Linked DNA regions of Homo sapiens: regions 1 and 3 are each linked to region 2. A link is a loop called in an ENCODE intact Hi-C map of the cell type or tissue named here. Cell type or tissue: B cell. All regions are shown on one strand.

Evidence for each region. Hi-C counts contacts between places; a loop is a spot of excess contacts. Peaks named below come from ENCODE experiments on the same cell type or tissue, not always from the same donor. Only the 100,000 strongest peaks of a DNase experiment are listed, where the experiment ranks them.
Region 1: it touches region 2 in a loop (15-fold over the local background); 4 of 110 quality-filtered maps call a loop at or near these places.
Region 3: it touches region 2 in a loop (25-fold over the local background); 4 of 110 quality-filtered maps call a loop at or near these places.

Annotation. Positions count from the first base shown.
Region 1 is chr19:1,588,680-1,593,679 of GRCh38, reverse strand. MBD3 (methyl-CpG binding domain protein 3) reads left to right here and starts at 815. Exons shown (of 7, transcript NM_001281453.2): 1 at 815-1,158. The coding sequence starts at 1,049. RefSeq lists enhancers at 375-424, 1,802-2,791 and silencers at 675-744, 815-864, 1,025-1,324, 1,465-1,564. In B cell, CTCF peaks have their summits at 2,639 and 2,842 (motif pointing left); DNase peaks (open chromatin) are centred at 739, 1,229, 2,529 and 2,659; H3K4me3 peaks cover 2,391 bases; H3K27ac peaks cover 2,062 bases.
Region 2 is chr19:1,488,478-1,493,477 of GRCh38, reverse strand. It overlaps PCSK4 (proprotein convertase subtilisin/kexin type 4), which reads left to right and starts at 3,128. Exons shown (of 15, transcript NM_017573.5): 1 at 3,128-3,320; 2 at 3,581-3,685. The coding sequence starts at 3,132. It overlaps REEP6 (receptor accessory protein 6), which reads right to left and starts at 2,297. Exons shown (of 5, transcript NM_138393.4): 1 at 2,094-2,297. The coding sequence starts at 2,208. RefSeq lists silencers at 2,049-2,168, 2,199-2,738, 2,959-3,388. In B cell, no CTCF peak of the experiment used is centred here; DNase peaks (open chromatin) are centred at 2,647 and 3,686; H3K4me3 peaks cover 1,921 bases; H3K27ac peaks cover 668 bases; H3K27me3 peaks cover 714 bases.
Region 3 is chr19:1,566,039-1,571,038 of GRCh38, reverse strand. It overlaps MEX3D (mex-3 RNA binding family member D), which reads left to right and starts at 2,714. Exons shown (of 2, transcript NM_203304.4): 1 at 2,714-3,575. The coding sequence starts at 2,981. It also overlaps the pseudogene RN7SL477P. RefSeq lists silencers at 2,435-2,484, 2,525-2,714. In B cell, CTCF peaks have their summits at 605 and 806; DNase peaks (open chromatin) are centred at 1,305, 2,588 and 3,598; H3K4me3 peaks cover 435 bases; H3K27me3 peaks cover 1,553 bases.

The DNA.
Region 1 (5,000 bases), 100 kb before region 2:
CGATTCCGCAGGAAGGTCCTGGAACTCTCCCGGCCAGAGATGGTGGCTGGACTAAGGTGCAGGGGGTGGTCGGGGAGCTGGGGGGGGGTGCTCAGATTCCTGGATTTTGAGGGTTCAAAAAGCAGCTGGACGGGGCGCAGTGGCTCACGCCTGTAATCCCAGCGCTTTGGGAGGCCGAAGTGGGCTGATCACCTGAAGTAAGGAGTTCGAGTCCAGCCTGGCCAACATGGTGAAATCCCGTCTCTACTAAAACTACAAAAATTAGCCGTCCGTGGAACCAGCTACTTGGGAGGCTGAGGCATAACAACTTGAACCCGGGAGGCGGAGGCTACAGTGAGCCAAGATCGCGCCTCTGCACTCCAGCCTGGGTGACAGAGACCCCGTCTCAAAAAAAAAAAAGCTACTGGAGGGAACTTGGGGGCGTGGAAGGGGTGGTCACGGGGGAAGTCCCCCAGATTTGGACGCTCGTAAAAAGCTCGGAAGCTGGGAGACCAGGAGGGCGGGGAAGTCGAGGTCCAGTCACTGGGCCAGAGTCCCCAAGACTTGGGCTGGAGAAAGGTCGGAGGAAAGGACCCCACTAGTCCGAAAGCATGTCCCCGCGCACGCGCACCAGGCGGCCGGCAGAGACAGGGCACAGTAAAAGGAGCCGCGCGGACTCCGGGCACAGCTGCTGGGCACTGGCAGCTCGCAAGGCACAGCGCGCAGGCGCGCACGCCACTTAAGGCCCCGCCCCCTCCCAGCGCGCTGATTGGCGGGGCCGTAGAGGGGCGGGGGCATGGCGCCGCGGCTGCGCAGCGCGGGGCCCCGCGCGGGCGGGTGGGCGGAGCGGGCCCCCCGAGCGGGGGCTGGCGAGCGCGGGGAGGGGGCCGAAAGGGCGGCAAAGCCGGCGCGCGCCCGGCTGGGGGCGGAGGGCGGGGGCCCGCGGGCCGGAACAGCCGCGGCAAGTGGCGGCGGCGGCAGCGGCAGCGGAGGCAGCTGAGGCGGCGGCGGCGAGTGGGGGTCCGGGCGGCGGCGGCGGGCCCGGCGGCGGGCCGAGGAGCCGGGCGCAATGGAGCGGAAGAGGTGGGAGTGCCCGGCGCTCCCGCAGGGCTGGGAGAGGGAAGAAGTGCCCAGAAGGTCGGGGCTGTCGGCCGGCCACAGGGATGTCTTTTACTATAGGTGAATGAGCGCGCCGGCCGCGCAGGGCCTCAACGGGCTCCTCCCAGCGGCCTCTGCGGCGGCCTCGGCGCCCCTGCCCCGGGCCGCGGCCTGGGCCCCGCGCGTGCGTCGTGCGTGCGTGCGTGCGTCTTGCGTGCGTGTGCGCCCGGCGCGCGGAGGCCCAGTGCGCGTGCGCCGCTTGTTGGGCCGCATGGCTTTCGGCCGGCCGTTCAGGGACTGGCTGCCGGACGGCGACTGCGGCCTTTGTTCGTGCGCGCTGGGCCAGGGGCGCCTGGCGGCGGCCAGATGCTACCGGGGGGCAGGGGTGGAGGGTGGGCTGTCCCTTTGGTTCCCGTGAGACGCAGGGGGTGCCTTCTTGGGGCGCTCCTGGGGTGGCGCGGAGCCCGAGGGGGTGGCCAGCCGGGATTTCGGGGAGCAGGGCTCATGGGCGGATCGGGGAGGGCGTGCGTGAAAATACGGGTTCTTGGGCTCGCCCCAGTCCTGGGAATAAGCGCCTCAGGGTGACTGGTCTCCCACGCAGCGTTGCTTTTTTTAAAGGTATTCCCCTTGACTCCTTCCGAGGCCTCTGGTCCTCTTGGGTCGTGGCCCCCTCAGGGTGGAGACCTGAGGCTTTCGACTTTCCGAGCCCACCTAACGGTAGTCTTTGCGTGGATGTTACTGGTGGTGGAAGGCTTTCAGAGACCCCCCCGTCCCCAAATTGGAACAAGGCGCTGCTCTGAAAGGTCGCAGGGAACCCCCTCCGTGGAACAAAGACTTAGTCGCCTGCTGCAGCCAAGTCCCAGACAGTCGGCCACCTGCTGTTTGTCCTCTTTTTTTTTTTTTTCCTGGCTCGGGAAAGATGCTTTTGATTCTGGGCCAGCTTTGATTGCGCCCTCCCCTTGGTTCAGTGTCCCGTGGCGCCTTCAGGTCCCCCAGGAGGGGAAAGCGGAGGACGCCTGCCATGTGCCGAGCACCTGGGTAAAGGGGGGTGTGCGGCTGGTCCCCCTTTTTCCCACAGCTCGGGGTCGTGGGCAGGAGACCGCCCAGGTGAGGGCGGGTGGTTTCCACGAGCCAAGGAGGGGCAGAACGACCGCTCCGTCCACTGTGCACTTCGGTCCTCTGTGGTTCTTGACTGTCCCGGTTTGGGGAGATAAAGTGAGAAAAGTGAGCGGGGAAAGGATGGCTGTGATCAGAAGCAATGTGTGGGGCCTCGTCCTGCAGGAGGAGCTCAGGGACTGGTTCCTGGAAAGTTGGAGGACAGCAAGAGAGGGGAAACTTGGTCCCCAAATGTGTACCCTTATGAGCTGGAACCCTGTACACGTCCTGAGATCTGCAGTGACACATGCTGAAATCTGGGAGGGCAGATGACGGGGCCTGAATGAGACTGGGGTCAGGGAGGGCTTCTCTGAGGACGTGACATTGAGTGACAGGGAGAGGCGTCCAGGCAGCAGGAACCCCCTAAGAGGTGGCTGCAGCTTGGGAGCTAGAACCAAGGCCAGCTTGAGCGGAGTATCCTGAGGCTGTCATCACCCCACCTCTCTCATTCCCACTCTGGGCCCTGGCCCTGAGCATGAGGGTCTAGCAGTGGAGAAAAGCAGGGAGAAGCTCCTCTACAGGCTAGAGATTTCAGGTTTCTCTGCAGAGGGTGAAGCCAGGCAGCCCAGAGCCGCCCTCTGCAGGTCTGGGGCCTCAACCCAGCCCTTCATCTGAGGCTGCAGGCTCCCAGACTGCGTTTTCTGTTGGGGGTGCCTGGGGAGAGTTCAGGCCATGTTGCCCACTTTTTTCTATACGTGTGGTTTTATCAAGGCTGTTCTTTTTTCATTGAATAAAATCTCAGGGACATCATTTTGTGTCAATAGATGGGCATAACCTTTATTTAAAATTGAGATATAATTCACATTCCACAAAAGCTACCTTTTTTGTTTTTTTTCTTTGAGACAGGGTCTCACCCAGGCTGGAGTGCAGTGGTACAATCACGGCTTACGCATTCTTGACCTCCCAGGCTCAGGCGACCCTCTCAGCTCAGCCTCCCAAGTAGTGGGAATTACAGGCACGTGCCACCATACCTGGCTTATTTTTATAGAGATGGGGTTTTGCTGTGTTGCCTAGACTAGACTGGTCTCGAATTCCTGGACTCAAGCAGTTAACCCGCCTCAGCCTCCCAAAGTGCTGGGATTACAGGCATGAGCCACTGCCTGGCCAAAGCCACTTTTTAGAAATGTACAATTCAGTGGGGTTTTTTTTTGGAGATGGAGTTTCACTCTTGGCCCAGGCCACAGTGCAGTGACGCAATCCCAGCCCACTGCAACCTCCACCTCCCGGGTTCAAGCGATTCTTCTGCCTCAGCCTCCCGAGTAGCTGGGATTACAGGCGTCTGCCACCATGCCCGGCTAATTTTTGTATTTTTAGTAGAGAAGGGGTTTCGCCATGTTGGCCAGACTGGTCTCGAACTCCTGACCCCAGCACCTCAGCCTCCCAAAGTGCTGGGATTACAGGCCTGAGCCACCACACCCGGCCCCCAGTGGTTTTTAGTACATTGACAAAGTTGTGCAACCATCACCGCTATCTAATTCCAGAACATTCTCATCACCCTGAAAAGCAGCTCTGTCCTCATTAGCAGTCACTCCCCACTTGTTACTCCCCCAGCCCCTGGTAACCACTAACCCCCTCTATCTTGCATTTGCATTCATTCATTCATTTATTCATTGTGAGACAGGGTCTTGTTCTGTCACCCAGGCTGGAGTGCAGTGGTGCAGTCACAGCTCACTGCATTCCTTGACCTCCTGGGCTCAAGCGATCCTGCCTCCTAAGCCTCCAGCATAGCTGGGACTACAGGCATGTGCCACCATGCCCAGCTAATTTTTTATGTTCATTATTATTTATTTATTTTGAGAAGTAGTCCCGCTTTGTCACCCAGGGTGGAATGCAGTGGTGCAATCTCGGCTGACTGCAGCCTCCACCTCCTGAGTTCAAGCGATTCTCCTGCCTCAGACTCCTGAGTAGCTGGGATTACAGGCCCCCACCACAACCCCCAGCTAATTTTTATATTTTTAATAGAGACGGGGTTTCACCATGTTGGCCAGGCTGGTCTTGAACTCCTGACCTCAGGTGATCTGCCCTCCTTGGCCTCCCAAAGTGCTGGGATTACAGATGAAAGCCACTGCGCCTGCCTTCTTTTTTTTTTTTTTTTTTTTTTTTGAGACCGAGTTTCGTTCTTGTTGCCCAGGCTAGAGTGCAATGTTGCAGTGCAATGCTGCAATCTGGGCTCACTGCGACCTCCACCTCCTGAGTTCAAGCAATTCTCCTGCCTCGGCCTCCCAGCTAGCTGGGATTACAGGCATGTGCCACCACGCCCGGCTACTTTTGTATTTTTAGTCGAGATGGGGTTTCACCATGTTGGTCAGGCTGGTCTCGAACTCCTGATCTCAGGTGATTGGCCCTCCTTTGCTTCCCAAAGTGCTGGGATTACAGGTGTGAGCCACTGCATTTATTCTTTTTGAGAAGGTGTTATCGAGATACAGTTTTATGTACCATACAATACAGTCATTTAAAGTGCACGAGTCAATGGTTTTTCAGCATATTCACATATTTACGGATATAGGCAGCTATCCTCAGATTCAATTTTAGAATTTCCATCACCCTAGAAAGAACCCCAGGCCCATTTACCACTGCCTTGTGCGCCCACCCCCAGTCTTAACAACCAGGCTGTGGTCTGTGTGTGTCTCTTGTTCGCCTTACACCTTTTTTTTTTTTTTTTTTTTTTGGAGACACAGTCTTGCTCTGTCGCCCAGGCTGGAGTGCAGTGTCATGATCTCGGCTCACTGCAACCTCTGCCTCCTGGGTTCAACCCAATTCTGCGTCAG
Region 2 (5,000 bases):
GCCACTTCTGGACCAAAGGGCAGAGGCCCAAGTCCCCCCAGCCCCTCCCACCTGCTTTAGTCTTTATCCAAAAGCACCCAAGGTCAGGGGTAGGAGGAGTCCCCCAGCTGGTCCCAGGAGTGGCCTCCCAGTCACTGTCCCCTCTGAGTTTCTTCGTATGTTACCCAGGGGTGTGGGATTTGTCAATTTAAAGGAGGTGGGAGATGGGGATGAGGGACTGCCATCTCTCCCCGGGCCTGGCTCGTGGGGAGGAATGACTCTCCCAGGGCGTCCCTCCCCTAAATCCCTTTTCCTGCAGCTTCAGCGACGGGAGGATGACCTTGGACATCAGAACTGTGGAGGGAGGCCCAGCCCCCAAGATTAGCAGCAGATGGGACTGGGGGTGGGCAGGGTGGAGGACTGTATGCTTCAGACAGAACAGGCACAGAGGCAGCCCCTGCCTCCCTGTGCCTCAGTTTCGTCTCTGGTGACACGGTGCCCCAGGCAGCCCCTCCCTGCTGCCTGCCTCCTGGGCGCTCTACGACCTAAATTCCTGCCCACTAGCCCCAGGGATGTGGAAAGGGAGGGCAGAGGTCAGGGACCTGCTCCCGGGGGCAGGCACAGCCGGGCCATGCCCATGCCACCTGCTGCGCTGCACATGGGACCAGGCACCTGGGGACCTCCAGGGTGTGGGCACAGACTTCAGACTGTTCTGGCGCTGCCTGGCATGGGAACCCCCAGATGGTGGGAAAATTGGGGGGGAACTGGACTCCTGGGATCCACCTGCAGAAGGTGCTCAAAAAAGTGGCACTGTCCTCTACCCAGAATACCCCAGGCCCAGAGCAAGTCCTTGTGAGTCATTCTGCGGAGCTTCCTGGAAGAGAAGGCAGAGCCAGTGGGGCTGGGAGCACCACACAAACGGAAGAAAGGCTGGGTGCAGTGGCTTCCACCTGTAATCCCAGAGCTTTGGGAGGCTGAGGCAGGAGGATCGCTTGAGCCCAGAAGTTTAAGACTAGTCTGGGTAACATAGTGAGACCCTGTCTCTTAAAAAAGTTAATTTTAAAAAGTTTTAGGCCAGGCAAGGTGGCTCATGCCTGTAATCCCAGCAGTTTGGGAGGCCGAGGTGGGCAGATCACCTGAGGCCAGGAGTTCAAGACCAGCCTGGCCAACATGGTGAAACCCCGTTTCACCATGTTGAACGGCTAAAAATACAAAAGTTAGCCGGGCATGGTGGTGGGTACCTGTAATCCCAGCTACTTGGTAGACTGAGGCAGGAGAATCGCTTGAACCCAGGAGGTGGAGGTTGCAGTGAGCCAAGATCACACCACTGCACTCCAGCCTGGGCAGCAGAGCAAGACTCGGTCTCAAAAAAAAGTTTTAAAGGTGGGGAGGGAGGCATTTAAGGAGCGTTTACTACATGCTCTTGCTAGAGATTTGGAAAGGGGAAGGGGCGCGCAGCGTCACCAAGGGTGAAAGTCACGGAAGAACTGTAATGGAGTCACAATCGGGGTGCCTGGATCTCCGGCTCTGTGGGCCCCAGTCCAGCCTCCCCACATCACAGCCGTCAGACAACCCAACTCCGTCTTAACAAACATTTACGCTCGGTGGCACTAAGCCATTGAGCTGGGGGAAGGTGAGCTAGGGCAGGAGAGGAGGAGGAAAGGAGAAGGGTCCTGGGCAGGCCCCCAGGACGGTCCGTTCCCCTTCCCGCCAGGAGCCTCCCCTCAGAAAAACGGGAAGATCTCTACTGTTGCAGCCAGGCCGGGGTCCACGGGGGAAGGGGGACGGCGAAACGCGCAGGACACTGGCATCCCGACCCCTCTGGGGCCACTGGGCAACTGGAAGAACCGGACTTCGGCATGGCAGGCACCCAGCGCCCGGAAGGAGGCGTCGGGGGGCGGCCAGGGGCGGAAGCTAGAGAGGGGTGGCCCGGGAGCAGGGTCGCAGGGCGCGGGCAAGGGAAGGGCTGCGGGCGGACCTCGAGGTCCCAGTCACCTCGCGCGCTCCACCGGCCGGACCGGACCCCGTAGCCGGGGAAGGAGTCCGGTCTGCGACCCCCAGGCCCATGGCCTCGGTGTGCCCGTCGGCGAAACGGGCTAGCGCCGACGGCTCACCTGCAGCCAGATACCGCTTCTCCACCCCGGTCTTGGCCTCCAGCGCCCCCAGCACTTCGGTGACCAGGTTCCTTTGCTCCAGGAAGTGCTCCACGCGCTGCCTCAGGCCGTCCATGGCCCCGACGCGCCCGGGGTTGGCTGCTCGAGCTCGCCCGCGGACCAGGGCACCCACCCCGCTGCACGCGCACCGCTTTCCCGCAGCCTGAGCCGCGATGCTCCGGCCCCGCGCCGGTGTCCGCCCCCGGCCCCCCGCTAGGACCAATGGGAGGGCAGGGCGGACAAAGGAGGAGGGGCCTGCCCCGTCTCCCCCGCCGCATAGCCCTCCGCCACGGCCGCCGCTGCCCAGACCCCGCCGGGAGAGGGCGGGGCGCGGCGGCCCAGGGCACCGATTGGCCGGGCCGGAGCGAGACGTAGCTGATTGGAAGGGCGGTGTCAGAGGATGGGATTATTGGCTGAAGGGTGGAGCCAGGGCGAGGAGAGGCGTGGGGGGGCGGAACCGGGGGGAGGGGCTAAAGAAACATCCGAGCCGATTGGAGAAACGGGACGCGATTCATTGGCGAGACCAGTGGAGGGCGGGGCTGATCACAAAGGAGGCAGGGCGGAATGGTAGGGGCGGGAACGGGGCGAGGCTTATCGGAGGAGGCGGGATTACGCAAAAGAATGATTCTGATTAGGCCGGACAGGAGGCCGGGCTGATTCTCGAAGGAGGGGTGTGTTGGAAAGTGGGAGAGGTCAAACAAAGGGTAGGACGCGTTATCGCAACAGTGAACCCGCTTCTCTGGGTTAGTCTTGTCGTTGTACAAATGGGAAAACTGAGGCTCCCGAGGGTGTGGGTCTGCGGAAGACGGGCAGGCGTGCGTCCCTCTCCCGCTTCTGTTAGATCTTCGCGCCCCTCCTGGCTGAGTAGCCGCAAGGCCCCCTGGGAGTCGAAGCCTTCTGCGTTGCTATGGCGCCGGGGGCGGGTCGGACGCCTGGGCCCACTCGGCGGTTTGGCGGGAGGGAGGGGATTTGCGCAGGCCCCGCTCCCGCCCCGCCTCCATGCGGCCCGCCCCGATTGCGCTGTGGCTGCGCCTGGTCTTGGCCCTGGCCCTTGTCCGCCCCCGGGCTGTGGGGTGGGCCCCGGTCCGAGCCCCCATCTATGTCAGCAGCTGGGCCGTCCAGGTGTCCCAGGGTAACCGGGAGGTCGAGCGCCTGGCACGCAAATTCGGCTTCGTCAACCTGGGGCCGGTGGGTGGGACCGGGATAGACGGGAAGTGGGGGCTTGGAGGGGACTGAACAACCCTAGACCCCGACAAGGGGGAGGGAGCCCACAAGGTCTTCTAAATATCAAGAGTCCCAGCCCACCCCTGCCTCAGCCAAGCTCAGCTTCTGGGACTCCCAGAGAGCACCTGCTGGGGAAGGACAAAGAAGGGGGCTGTTACCGGCCCTCGGGGGCTTCAGCAGGGGAGCCGGGTCCCATCGGTGCGGCCGCTTCCCCACATCCCCAGATCTTCCCTGACGGGCAGTACTTTCACCTGCGGCACCGGGGCGTGGTCCAGCAGTCCCTGACCCCGCACTGGGGCCACCGCCTGCACCTGAAGAAAAACCCCAAGGTGAGCCTGGCCTGGAGGCCAACCCCCTGCCCGGGGTCTCAGCTGCCTCCTGGGGCCACCAGCCATCTTCTGTGGTTCTCGTGGTTGTTATGAACAGCTGTGTGCTTTCTGTGGCTCAGACCCGCCCGGGCCCCAAGTCTATACAGCAAGAGGAGGCAGGAAGACCCAGATACGGAAATCATGGCGCCTGCCAGGGCCTGGTACACAGTGGGCACCTCTTGTCCTCCCCCTCCCTCCTCTGGGCCCCAGGGGCTCTGGTAAGGAGGGACAGACGGCGTGACTTCCCCACCGTCTAGGTCATGGGATGGAGGGAAGGGGATTTTACGACACCGTAATGGGTTCCAAAGAGTAGGAGGCTTGGCCCGGCGCGGTGGCTCACGCCTGTAATCCCAGCACTTTGGGAGGCGGAGGCGGTCGGATCACAAGGTCAGGAAATCGAGACGAGATCCTAGCGAACACGGTGAAACCCTGTCTCTACTGAAAATACAAAAAAATTAGCCGGGCATGGTGGCAGGCGCCTGTAGTCCCAGCTATTCAGGAGGCTTAGGCAGGAGAATGGTGTGAACCCGGGAGGCGGAGCTTGCAGTGAGCCGAGATCGCGCCATTGCACTCCAGCCTGGGCGACAGAGCGAGACTCCGTCTCAAAAAAAAAAAAAAAAAAAGTAGGAGGCTTACAGTCACCCAGTGGCCCTCAGGACGCAGTGTCCAGGCGCTCAGAAAGGGGCCTGGGTCCCATCGGGCTGGGCCCTGTCTAGAAAATGCCTGGGATGTCAAGCTGAGGGGTTGGGATGGAGCCTGGGAAGCCCTCGGAGGCCAGGAAGTGCCTTGAACAGGACTGGACAGCTGCCTGCTTACAGCACCGGGAGGGAGAGCAGTGGCCAGTTCCTGATGTGGTTTGCAAGAGAGAAGCCAGGCCTGGCGTGGTGGTTCATGCCTGTAATCCCGGCACTTCGGGAGGCCAAGGCAGGCAGATCACTTAAGCTCAGGAGTTCGAGACCAGCCTGATCAACATGGCGAAACCCCATCTCTACTAAATGTACAAAAATTAGCCGGGCATGGTGGTGTGCGCCTGTAGTCCCAGCTACTTGGGAGGCTGAGGTAGGAGAATCGCTTGAACCCAGGAGGCAGAGGTTGCAGTGAGCCAAGATTGCGCCACTGCACCCCAGCCTGGGCGACAGAACAAGACTCTGTCTCAAAAAAAGAAAAAAAATAAGGAAGTGATGCAGGAGAGAGATAGAAGGATCTAGAACAGGGATGGGGGAGAGAGTGGGGTGGGGACCCGGGGACCTGCAGTCACCCGCGGCAGCAACGACGC
Region 3 (5,000 bases), 78 kb before region 2:
CACCGCGCCCGGCGCCCGGCTGACAATGCCATTAATAATTGCAAGTGGCTGGGCATAGTGTTACCCACCTGTAGTCCCAGCAGTTTGGGAGGCTGAGGCAGGAGGATTGCTTGAGGTTAGGAGTTCAAGACTAGCCCGGGCAACAAAAAGGACCCTGTCTCTACAAATACAAAAAGTAGCCCGGTGTGGTGGTGCACACCTGTGGTCCCAGCTACTCAGGAGGCTGAGGCGGGAGGATTGCTTGAGCTCGGGAGTTCTGAGCTGTAGTGAGCTATGCTGATCCAGCGTCTACATTAATATGATGACCTCCCTGGACTGGGAGGACCACCAGGTTGCCTAAGGAGGGCTGAACCTACCCAAGTCAGAGACGGAGCTGGTCAAAGCTCTCATGCTGATCTGTCCTGGGGTCACACCTGTGAATAGCCACTGCACCCCAGCCTGGGCAACAGAGCAAGACTCTGTCCGAAAAAGAAAGAAAAGGAAAGGAGAGGAGAGGGGAGGGGAGCAGAGAAGGAAGGGAGAATCCTGGTTGATACGGTGAAACCCTGTCTCTACAAAAAATACAAAAAATTAGCTGGGTGTGGCGTCAGGCACCTGTAGTCCCAGCCACTCGGGAGGCTGAGACAGGAGAATGGCGTGAACCCAGAGGCGGAGCTTGCAGTGAGCCAAGACTGCACCACTGCACTCCAACCTGGGTGACAGAGCGAGACTCCGTCTAAAAAAAAAAAAAGAAAGAAAGAAGGAAGGAAGGAAGGAAGGGAGAGAAAAGAAGAAATGAAGAACGAAATAAAGGATGAAAGAAAAGGAAGGAAGCAAGGAAGGAAGGAGAAGAAAGAAAAGAAAGAAGGAAAGAAAGACAGAAAAAAGAAAAGGAAGAGAAAGAAAAAAAGGAAAGAAAGAAAAGGAAAAGAAAAAAGAGAAAGAAAGGAAAGAGAAAGAAAGAAAAAGAAAAGAAAGAAAGGAAGAAAGAAAGAAAAAAAGGAAAGAAAGAGAAAAAAAGAAAGAGAGAAAGAAAGAGAGATAGAAAAACAATTCCAAGCATGGGCGTGCACGAAAGAGAAGTCCAGGACCCCAGGAGGGGAAGTGGGGCTGGATGCAGCCTGGGGTCAGGAGAGAGATTTTGGGTGGGGAAGGGCTCCAGGCAGGGGGATCCTGACCCTGCCTGCCTGGAAGAAGTGGGCAGAGAAGCCACCAAAAGTGAAGGGCCCAGCAGTGGGTGGCTGTGGCTGAGGGACTAGAAGAGTGGCTGAGGGGGACCCAGGGTGTGTGAGGCGGGGGGAGGGGACAGAGGAGAAGCCTTGCTAGGCAAAGGGGCAGGCTGCCCCACTCCTGCCCAGAGAGCCCTGCCTTCGGTCCAAGTTTGCACAGCCAGCCAGGGACAGGTCTGGTAGAAGAGGGGGGCAGGTAGACCCAGCCAGACAGGTTTATCACAAAAAACCCCACAGGTGCAAGGAAGGCCCCGAAGGACAGCTGGAGGAAGAGCCGCTGGGAAAGCGGCTATTTTTTTTTTTTTTTTTTTTTTTTGAGAGGAGTCTTGCTCTGTCAACCAGGCTGGAGTGCAGTGGTGCAATCTCGACTCACTGCAACCACCACCTCCAGGGTTCAAGCAATTATCCTGCCTCAGCTTCCTGAGTAGCTGGGATTACAGGTGCGCGCCACCACGCCTGGCTAATTTTTGTATTTTTAGTAGAGTCGGGGGTTTCACCATGTTGGCCAGGCTGGTCTCTAACTCCTGACCTCGTGATCCACCCGCCTCGGCCTCCCAAACTGCTGGGATGACAGGCATGAGCCACCGCGCCCGGCAAGGGTGGCTTTAGAGGTGGACAACGCCCGTTGCGGGGAAAGGCACCCCAGAAGAGGGTGGGGCTCCACATGGAGGGTTCTGGCTGGTGTGAGCCTGCCCTCGCCATGGAAGCACCACTGTGGTAGAGAGGTCTCTGGCTGGGGGCACAGAGACCGGGTCTGTGGCCTTGGGTGGGGCGGAGGAGGTGGCGTGGAGGAGGTGGCCTGATCCCAAAGCCGGGAGCCAGCCAGAGGGGAGCTAGGAGAGACTAGGGGAGAGGGACCTCAGGCCCTGGGGTGTGCATGATTGTGGAGCTGTCCCTGGCACAGAGGCTGGGGGTGGGGCAGGGGCCTGACCCTAAAGCCCACCTGATAGCAAGGGGTACTTGGGGACTGGGACCCCAGGCCCTGGGGGGTGCACCGTGGGGCGGGGGTTGGACCCTGGCACAGAGGCGGTGGGCGGGCAGGAGCCTGACTTCGAAGTCCAGTGGGATCGCGAGGGGGACTTGGAGAGGACCCCACGCCTTTATGCAGGGAGGTGGGGGTCCCTGGCACAAGGAAGCGGGCGTGGAGCAAGAGACCTCGCTTGGGGGCGACCCGGATCTCTAGGGGAAATTGGGGAGCGGGACCTCGGGCCCTGGGGCGCGCGAGGCAGGGACTCTCAGGCTTGGGGAGGGAGCGCTGTCCAGGCAGGGGCTGAGCCGCACACACCTGCAGCAGCGCCCGCACGTGCGGATGCGCCCGGGTTCCCGCCCGAGCGCCGGGCGGAGGCGGGGCCTGGACCACGTGCCCGGCGCCGGCCCCGCCCCGGCCCCGCCCCGCGCGCCTGCGCCCTGGGGGCCGCCCATTGTTGGGCCGCGGCGTGACGTCGCGGGGGCGGGGCCGGGGCGGGGCCGCGGGAGGCGGCGGGAGGGAAGGAGCGTCCCGCGCCGCCGCCGCCGCCTCGGCCGCCGAGGAGCCGCCGCCGCCGTCGCCGCCGCCGCCGAGCCGCAGCCAGAGTCGCTGCCGCCGCCCGGCCCGGCCCGGCCCGGCCCCGAGCAGCCCCGCGCCGCCGCCGCCCCGCCCGCCCGGCCCCCCGTGCCCGCCCCCGCCGCTGGATGCAGGCGGCCGGCGGCCCAGCTCGCAGAGGCGGAGGGCGGCGCGGGCGGCGGCGGCGGCGCGGGCGGCAGGAGCGCGGGCCCCAGCGCTAGCTCCCGCCATGCCCAGCTCGCTCGGCCAGCCCGACGGCGGCGGGGGCGGGGGCGGCGGCGGCGGCGGCGTGGGGGCGGCGGGGGAGGACCCCGGACCCGGACCTGCGCCCCCGCCCGAGGGCGCCCAGGAGGCCGCGCCCGCGCCCCGGCCGCCGCCCGAACCCGACGACGCGGCCGCCGCGCTCCGCCTGGCGCTGGACCAGCTGTCGGCGCTCGGGCTGGGGGGCGCTGGCGACACGGACGAGGAGGGGGCGGCCGGGGACGGCGCAGCGGCGGCGGGGGGCGCGGACGGCGGGGCGGCTCCGGAGCCTGTGCCCCCCGACGGACCTGAGGCCGGCGCGCCCCCGACCCTGGCCCCCGCCGTGGCCCCCGGGTCGCTGCCGCTGCTGGACCCCAACGCGAGTCCCCCGCCGCCGCCGCCGCCCCGGCCGTCGCCCCCCGACGTGTTCGCGGGCTTCGCGCCCCACCCCGCGGCCCTGGGGCCCCCGACGCTGCTGGCCGACCAGATGAGCGTGATCGGCAGCCGCAAGAAAAGCGTCAACATGACCGAGTGCGTCCCGGTGCCCAGCTCCGAGCACGTCGCCGAGATCGTGGGTCGCCAGGGTGAGTGGCCCTCGTCGGGGGTTGCTGTCCTGGGGGTCCCCGCACCGTCCGCCCCGGGGAAGGGGGTCGCCCGAGCCCAGCCCAGCCCGCGCCGGACGCCCCGCACCGGACACGCCCCGCGTGGGCTCCGGCCTCGGCCGCTGCCTTTGCGCCTTTGTCCTGCAGCCGCCGCGGGAGAAAGTTGGGCGCAGCCCGCGCTCCTCCCCTGCGCGCTCCGGCCCCGCCGCCGCCTTTGTCTGGGCCGCCTCCAGCCCGGAAAGGCTCCGGGGAGCCGCGCCGCAGCCCAGGCCCTCGGCCGCCCGCAGGGGCACCCCAGAGAGGGGCTCGAGGGCCCGGGGCTCCGGCCGGGCGGGGGGCGCCCCACACCCAGCACAGGCGGCGGGGCGGGGCAAGCGCAGGTTTAGGGGTGGCTTAGGGGGGCCGCCTGCAGGACCGGGAGAGAAGGCTGACAGTACAAAGAGCGCACGTCTCAGTCTCCAGCCTGGGGCCCTGACTGGGGTGGGGACGGGACCGGGCAGGAGAGGGTCCCTGCTCCACTCTCTGGCCCCGAGTCAGGGATTTCGGGGCCTGGGGAAGGACCGGCTGTCAAAGCCACTTCTGGGGTGCAGCCTGCTGGGCAGGCCGGCGGGCGGCAGGCCCCGGGTGTGGGGTCCAGCGGTGGCATCGTCGGAGCTTCCCTCTGGCCGCCCCATTGTTCTCTTTGTTAGAGAGCGAGGCTGAGATTTGCAGGGTGACATCAGGCCGGCCGCTGCTCATTGGCCCCCGAGCTGCGGGGCGGGCGGGCGGGTGGTGGGCAGTGCCTGGCCCAGCTCACACCCACCACCCCGTTAGCCACCCGCCCGCCTGCCTCCCTCAACTTTCTCCTGCCTTCCCGCCACCCCTCCCCGCTCCTGGGTCCCCGCTGACCGCCAGTGATCAGCCAGGTTCTAGAACTTGGGGTGGGGCCTTGGCGGGGCTGGTGGTGGGGCCGCAGGACACTTGGGCTGGGGGTCCCTGCCTCCCCGGGGCCCTCGGGAATCCAGGCCAGAGAAAGGTGTGGGGGGCTGGGATTGCAAGGTCATCTATGGCCCTGGCCTCAGGCGGGGGACCACCAGGGCGCCCTCCCCTCCGCCCTTTCCCTCGGTCCAGGTGGGTGGGGCACCACAGCCTCCTGTCTTTTGGTCGTTCATTTGTCCAGCTCATGTGGGGACCCACGGAGGGTCAGGCATGGTGCTGGCCCCAGGAAGCATGCTCTGGAGTGGTGGGTGGGGAGGGACTGGGTTCTGTCTCAGTCCTGCTGGCTGCCCTTGGTGGGACCCCCTGGCAGGAGGGCGCCCTACCATCCTGTTACTGCCTCCCCATTGAGGCCTTCCACCCGGCCTCCATGTCCCATACCCAGGGCCTAGAACGGGACAGCTGCCCTGTGCGGAGTGTCTGGGAGCCTGT